Linked DNA regions of Mus musculus: all the other regions are linked to region 1. A link is a loop called in an ENCODE intact Hi-C map of the cell type or tissue named here. Cell type or tissue: heart. All regions are shown on one strand.

What was found. Peaks named below come from ENCODE experiments on the same cell type or tissue, not always from the same donor. Only the 100,000 strongest peaks of a DNase experiment are listed, where the experiment ranks them.
Region 2: it touches region 1 in a loop (6-fold over the local background); 4 of 42 quality-filtered maps call a loop at or near these places.
Region 3: it touches region 1 in a loop (4-fold over the local background); 6 of 42 quality-filtered maps call a loop at or near these places.

The regions. Positions count from the first base shown.
Region 1 is chr5:99,251,555-99,254,054 of GRCm38, forward strand. Rasgef1b (RasGEF domain family, member 1B) reads right to left here and starts at 1,373. Exons shown (of 14, transcript NM_181318.4): 1 at 1,160-1,373. In heart, a CTCF peak has its summit at 1,409; DNase peaks (open chromatin) are centred at 17 and 1,327; H3K4me3 peaks cover 2,024 bases; H3K27ac peaks cover 1,974 bases.
Region 2 is chr5:99,469,504-99,472,003 of GRCm38, forward strand. All of the region lies in intron 2 of A930011G23Rik (RIKEN cDNA A930011G23 gene), which reads right to left. Among named protein-coding and RNA genes, the nearest start is that of Gm42125, 17 kb to the right of the region's middle. In heart, no CTCF peak of the experiment used is centred here; a DNase peak (open chromatin) is centred at 1,298; H3K27ac peaks cover 1,075 bases.
Region 3 is chr5:100,034,844-100,037,343 of GRCm38, forward strand. It overlaps Hnrnpdl (heterogeneous nuclear ribonucleoprotein D-like), which reads right to left. Exons shown (of 8, transcript NM_016690.4): 4 at 2,242-2,373; 5 at 2,019-2,133; 6 at 1,638-1,808; 7 at 1,261-1,352; 8 at 1-141. The coding sequence ends at 1,282. Among named protein-coding and RNA genes, the nearest start is that of Hnrnpdl, 3.1 kb to the right of the region's middle. In heart, a CTCF peak has its summit at 1,320; no DNase peak of the experiment used is centred here; H3K4me3 peaks cover 1,043 bases.

The sequences.
Region 1 (2,500 bases):
CAGCTCAAGACCCGTCCTCCCAGTGAGACACTGTCAGGGCTAAATATAGCTCTACGCACACCAGCAGTTCCAGGCCATTGTCACATGGCGCTGCTGACGAAGGACTCCTTGGAGACGCGTTCACCCAAACATACATACACAAGTATGCGTGCATATTTATCCATATACACCATACGCCCCGAATCCATCTGCAAACGGGCACATTTACATTCACAAGAGAAAACTGCAGCCCAGATGCTCTCCTAGCGCCCTTTACCACGCTGTGCGAGAGAACACCTCGCCGCACTGTCAGTGCCTTAGCCACAGTGCTTCGCCTGAACTGAACCAATTTGGATGGGGTAAGGTGGCAAGGAATAGTCAAATCACACGCACACTCAGAGAGAGAGACAGAGAGACAGAGACAGAGCGATAGAGCGAGAGAGCGAGAGAGAACACCTCCGTTTCCGCGTTTGCCCTTTTCTCTAGTACAGTGCTGCTGAAGTTATTCCCGGGGCTCTCCAATAAAGAGGAGCCTCCCTCACGCACTCAGCCCACGAGGCTACCAGGTACCCCGGGCCACGTTATTATCACCCAGGCTAGTGTCCGAAGGCAACTCACCTGGGTCACAAAGCAAAACAAAAAACAGGCTACTTGTTCAAGTTTGCATACGAGCCTGGGGAACACACAAGTCCTGTTTCCCTGACTGTTCCTGGGAGTCAGACCTTAAATTATAAGGAAACTGCAGCAAAAAATAAACAACAGCCTGAACACTCTCAAGCACCCTAGGAAACTAGCCAAAAAGTACATGGAAACAACCCTAGGTATGCACAAGAAGCTGAGAGGGAAAGCAAAAAGGATGAACGAGACTCCAACTCAGACAAACCCTCAATATCTAAGATCTCCAAACAGAAGGCCTGGCCGGGGCGAGGCGCAGCACAGCGTCCCCAGATCCCCGGGTCCCCGGGTCGTCAGTGCTCAGCCCCGCACCTGTTGGGAGCGCGGCAGCCCGGGGCACGGAAGCAGCAGGCGCGAGAACTCCTAGTTCTGTGGCTCTGCCAATGCTCGCCAGCCGAGGATCTCCCGCCACGCCGGGGCGCACTGGACAGCCGGCGCCGTTCCGGAGCAGCGCCGGCGCAGCCCGCTCCCGCCATCCCGCCGCGGGGTCCCCTGGAGCACCTACCCGCACACAGCTCGGAGCCTCTGCCTCCTGGCTGCCGTACCGAGGCGCCCCAAAAGGCGAGCTCAGGACCGGGAAGGGTCGAACGCCAGAAGAAAGGGAAAACCCGCCGATCCAGTCGGGGTCCTTGTTTATACTGAAACTCCAGCCCGAGCCGCGCACACCCCCTTGCTGGGGAAATGCCCGCCTCCTGCCGCAGGCCACGCCCCCGCCCGCCGCAGGCCACGCCCATCCTGCGCTGGCCAATCGTGGCGCAGCTCTCCGCCCACGCCGCCCTGCAGCGGGCGCTCGGGGACTTGCCAGGGTTCCGCGGGTAGGGACTCCCGTGACGCTGCGGCCGTACCCACCCACGCTGCAGAGGCTGGCTTGCTGGCGCAGCGGGTCTCCGCAGCCTGGGCAGGGCCCACTCCGGCGCGCGTTTCCTCCTTCGTGTCGCTGCCCGCGGCTGTTTGTGCACTCATGTGTCGCCGAGTGTGTATTCATTTGCCTTGTGTGCTCTACCTGTAAATACCGGCTCGACTCGTTGTACAGTATCTATTATCATAATTATGAGCTGAAGGTTACTGTCCGTGTAACTTTCGGAGGAGATCTGAGAGGAACCACGAAGCACTTGCTGAGTGTTGGGTATTGTAATAAACGCTGGGGGCACACTGGTGGCCGCAACCGGCTGGTCCCAGAAGCTTACTGGCTCCTGGAGGGCAAACGCTAAATAAACTGCTATTCAATCCACATGTAAAATTACAGGTGTTAGAACTTTCGCAAAGGAAAGGAAGATACTCTAGTGTGTAAGGCTGGTCCTCGGTGAAGGTTGTTTTTATCATTGTAGACAGCTACTTAATTGAATCAGCCATTGAATACCTGATAACTATTTTAGAAAAGAAAAAAATAAATATAGAGGTAAGAACTCAATACTCTCCTACGCGTGATAGAAAGGTAAGGGAAGAAGTTGAAATAAAGATACCTTACCCATGGGGGGAAATGCACAAGATTTGGAGACTTTGCAGCTGTGACCCTGAGTATGAAAAGCAGGCTTTGTAAGCTTCCGTTCATACATAAACACTGTAGGACCATCCCATAGACTGTAATTGGCCTTATTAACATGGAGCAACACGGTTCCTCCTCTAAGGTCCCTGCATCTTCTCTCTGGGATGGAAAGAGCCTCTTTTAACCTAACGTTCATGTTCCTTGGCTGGTCTTGGCTGGTCCCTGTCTCTCTCATACTTCCTGCTTCACTATCCTACGCATATTCTACAGATGCTTCTCCTTAAGCCCCGCAGTTTATTCTAAAAACCCTGAGCCTTTTGTTTATCTCTGGTGTCTGTTCTGTGAAGGAGAATGGGTCCA
Region 2 (2,500 bases), 220 kb after region 1:
ACCCACTCTAGTTACACACAGTGCATCAGACTTGGGAAATTGATTCCTCGGGTAAAGGAATTAGTTTTCTCTGAGTGGAATTTTTCATTGTTACTTCTTTTTGAAAGAGACATAATATGTCCCTTTCAGCGTGGGTAATGCTTCATAGTTGAGCAGCCGGAGCTTGCCATTTTCAGGCTTACAAAGACACCCATCTCTCTGAGCACCGTGATTGGTAATTAAGAAAAATGGAGTGTCAGATGCTGCCGAGGAAGGATCCATCTTCGAGAGGAAGCCAGCTTGCTTTCTGTGCTGGAAAAACCTGGGACTTGAGGGGAATAAAGCTTTGTTGACTGTCCTAGGTCCTAGACTGTCATTGACCTGTGTGTGTGACCTTTGGTGGATTAAGTGTCTCTTCTGGGTCTCAGTTCATTCTCCCTAATAGGTAATTGATATTCCCACCCTAGGGCCACTAAAACAATAAGCTACCTGCCGGGTTACACTGATCACAAACATCAGAGAGAAGAGCCAGAGGCTTGATCCAGAAATCCTTGAAGTTTGAAAGATCGTAAGGACTACAGGGGACAGTCACTCTGCTTTAAAAGAACTCTTGCTTTTCTGTGAAGGGAAGACTCCCTTGTCCTGCATGGAATTAGCATCTAAGAATAATTCTCCTTAACACACACACACACACACAAATTCATTCATTCTCTTTCTCTCTCTCTCTCTCTCTCTCTCTCTCTCTCTCTCTCTCTCTCCTCTCATACACACATGCACATACACATACATACTCTGTTCATTAATTTCCCAGGACAGTACTTTTTTTTTCTGGCCCTGCTCGCTCCACCCCCCGCCATATCTATTTCATATATGTGGGTACACTGTCACTGCCTTCAGACACAGAAGAAGACGGCATTGGTTACCTATTACAGATGGTTGTGAGCCACTATGTGGTTGCTGGGAATTAAACTCAGGACCTTTGGAAGGGTAGTCAATGCTCTTAACTGCTGAGCCATCTCTCCAGCCCTGATAGTACATTTTTTAAAATTGAAAACAGATTCTTCTATCATATACTATATCCTAACCAGTTTCCCTTCCCTCCACTCTTCCTGGCTACCCCCCCATCTCCTCTCTCCCCCCAAACTCACCCCTCCTCTAATTCTTCTTCAGAAAAGAGCATGACTTGAGAGGCTATAGCCAAATAGGACAAAACAAGATACAAGAGGGCTGGAGAGGTGGTTCAGCAGTTAAGAGCACTGACTGTTCTTTCATAGCACCCAGCAGGGAACCACTACCTCAGCCAAGGCCATAGCCTTTCCCCAAGATCCAATGACTGGTCCTTGTGACTGTAAAACTTTACTCTCTGCCAGCCCCACCTTAGGAAACTCTCAAGGGCTGCCTATCACAGCTGTAGAGGACTTTATGTGGTTAGCTGAGGTAAGTTGACAACCTCCTGACAGATATGCCTTCACTTCAGGATATGAGTGATTTTAACAGAGTAGCTTGATATCAATTTATTTGTATGTGAGGGAAACCCAACCAAGGCTTTTGCACAAACAATTCTGTTTTTCTGCACGGATCCCCACAACTTCAATTTTTCATTCGTCATTCTATCCTTGGGCATCTCTTAGGGCATTCCTTTCTGTCATTCATACCTTGATAAATCGCATTCTATTCCCTACCATCTACAAGGAGCCTCTGCTCATTTTAAAGCTGTAGTTTCTGAAGTACTCTGAATGCCAGGAAATTTGAGGACCATCTAACAGTGTATAGAAGGAAAATATTATAATTTTAATCTCATTTAATTACTAATGAAGAAACTGAGCAATCAATATTCCAGAGGCAAGTGACAGGGATACACCAACAGCAAGGTGGCTTTAACCCCTGAGTCTCCCAGCTCAGAGGACTTGACAAAGCATTAGGAGCCACTTACTTTCAACGTCGAGCAAGCACACAATCCGACTCAATGTATTTATGGGTAATTTTGTCTTGAATGCTAAAATCTTTGTACTGGTATTTTGCAGTGGGATGTTAGAAGCCACAAAGCCCCTGTTTCACAGAGCTTCACTGACTCCCCCTGGATACTGAAGAGCCATCAAATCTTATGATGACTCTCAGGTCTGCTAGACACAGCTTCCAGTGCTTTCTGTAGTACAAGAGATTATATAAAAGATTCTTAGATAACAGTATCTAGGAAATACTTCTCAATATTTGACAATAACTGTATGAATTAACTGTCTATTTTTTTATTTTAAGTTTGTCCCTCCAAATAGAGGAGTGTTTAACAATGAATAAAACAATCACTTAAAAAAGAGAACATTTTGATAACAGATGCCTGGTACTATTTCCATGATCACATGGTCTTGTTGCCTGAAAACAGTATGTCCTGCTTAAAATATTTCTTTATCTGCTCTCTTTGGAGACACGCATCTATTTTTGAGTCTTCTAAATAAAGACATCTGGGTGGAGCTTGAGCTTACTTGTTGAAAGGAGATGGACGTGATATCATCCACATAGTGGA
Region 3 (2,500 bases), 780 kb after region 1:
AGGAACTAATTGGCAGCTATATACAGTTGGACACAATTGTGTCATGTACACTACAAAGTCTTTTACAAAATAATCATCTTAGGTCAACAGAAGATCAAGCAATCTTCAATGTCGTCCTGTAAGATGGTTTCTTTACACCTCCTAAAACAAAAACGAAACACCCATTAGATGTGTGCAGCCCCACAAGTGTGCAAAGGTCCACTTTCATGGACTGCTTAAGTCCTCACTTCAATTAAAGATCACACGCATGTTCATCAGCAAAGTACAGTTTGGGCACTGAAACTCACTCGAGTTCCAAATGACACAGGATGGACTGAATTTAGAACACGGGAATGCAATCTTCCCTGATCTGCATCTAGCAAGTGAGGGCCAACCAGAACAGAAGCATCCCTAGTAAGCCAACTGGATGCTACCAACACAAATTCCAGGTAGGTTTATAATGGTAACACGGTAGCCAATTACTTTGTGCATATGATCTTTAACTTATATCCCAGATTTAAAAGTTCTTGTTTTGGTTTGTAGATTTCACTATTAGCTATAAAAAGAAAAAGCAAGCATTAAATCTTAAAGAATGAACACTTAAAATGAGGCTCCACAATTGAAATACAACACTAAACAGAAGACCAAAATGATTAAGCTGTAAAAAGGCATTTATGCACTTTAACTCCTGTAAAAAACCATTTAAGTTAAGTTTAGACACTTAATCTCCAAAAAGATTAAAAAAGAAGCCAAAGTCTGAAGTTTTCCACTTTAATCTTTACGCTGGTACATGAAGTTGGAAGAGACCATACCACAGGACAGCGTTTTCTGGTGTATGCCTTGCGCTCTGCCCGCAACGTGCGACCCCCAGAGATAGACGTGGTCAGGGTGACACACGGCCTGCAATGAAGTTCCCGCTGGCGGGTACAAACAAGGTATAATGTCAGAGTTAGAAGACAACATTCTTCTTTTCCTTAAGTTGTACCCATTTCAGTACTTTACCTGTTAACACTTCTAAAAAAGTTTAATTACTCCTCTACACCTCCTGGTACACAAAGCAAACAGAAAAACTCTTAAGTTTTTCTGTAGTTCTAAAAAAGGTGAGGTAAAACTTTAAAGTTAAAGATCTATAGACACTTTAGGCAAAACAGGCTCATAAAGCAATTAAACAGTAACACTTTAGCAAGGACTACACAACATATCATTTACTCGTGTTTTTCATTTGTCTATTGATCTTTAAGTTAAATTAGCCAGTGCAATGCTTTCCTGCATCTCACACACCTGCTCTCCCAGCGTCCTCCTTTAGTAGGGCTGGTAATTGTTCTGGTGATTGCCGCCCCCTCGGGACGCCTTGCCGTAAGTGCTCTGCTGACCTGTGGAAAGGATATGAGTTTCACTAACAAAGTTTCCTAAGAAAACCGTTTTTCTAAACAGAAAAAAAAATCTACCCTATAAGAAACTATGCATGCTGAACATCAAAACATCAAGCCATCTTAACAGTCAGTAATAGCCAATAGCTGTTAATTATATTTTAAAATAACCACCGTCTTACTTTCCTATGACTATACAACATGACTACTCCAAACATCTCAACAGTAAGCCCATACACACAAGTTCAGAATGGGAAAGTACTTCACAATTGAGTTAAGTGTTCTTACCGCTGTAGTCTGCATATCCCTGTCCATATCCATAGTTCCCATAGTTATACCCAGTATAATCATAGCCGCCATAGCCACTATAGTTCTGATCACCACCATAGGCACTATTATAATTTCCATATCCTTGATCATAATAGTTATTAAATCCTTGGTTCCAGTTTTGGCCCTGACCTGAAACAATGCACAACGAAGGTTAGGAAACAACTTGGGACTGTCCCAATCCTACCACAAGCTGATCCATTCCTGTCCCCTACACTGTGGCTTCAACCCCCCCCCCCCAAGTCAGCTCTTTAGTTTCACTCTAGCTGTGTTTCCCTACAGGTCAGGTCCCTAGCAGCTCACTGCTTCAGTGTACCGCTCACTCGCCCAAGGAGGTCTCACCTCTTCCACGCCCCCTAGCACCTCCTCTTCCGCCGGCTGCAGCCCCTCTGCCTCCTTTCTGTTGTTGCTGCTGCTGCCTGTACACCTCTTTGGGTTGCGCAACTTTGATTTCGCACTGTAAATAAACAGAAAATTTGCAGATGTTCCAAGTTCTGAACATAGAACAAGTTTCTCTTCACACTGACTTCACACACACAATCCTCTAAGTTGTTAAGGGATTTACCTTCCCAGAACCTATTTGATGGTATCTGCTTTCTAACAGTTTCTTTACTGGCTCTTCGTCTGTGTATGTGATAAAACAGAATCCTCTTCTTTCATTTGTTTTTGTATCCATGGGAAGCTCAATATTTTCTATCTGAAATCAGGTGCACAGACAAAACAAACAAACCCACCAGTTAATAAAGATTATATAATGCCACAGGCTCTTCACAAACACCAGACACATCTACTGACCACCATGTTCTAAAAAGTTGTGTTTTATC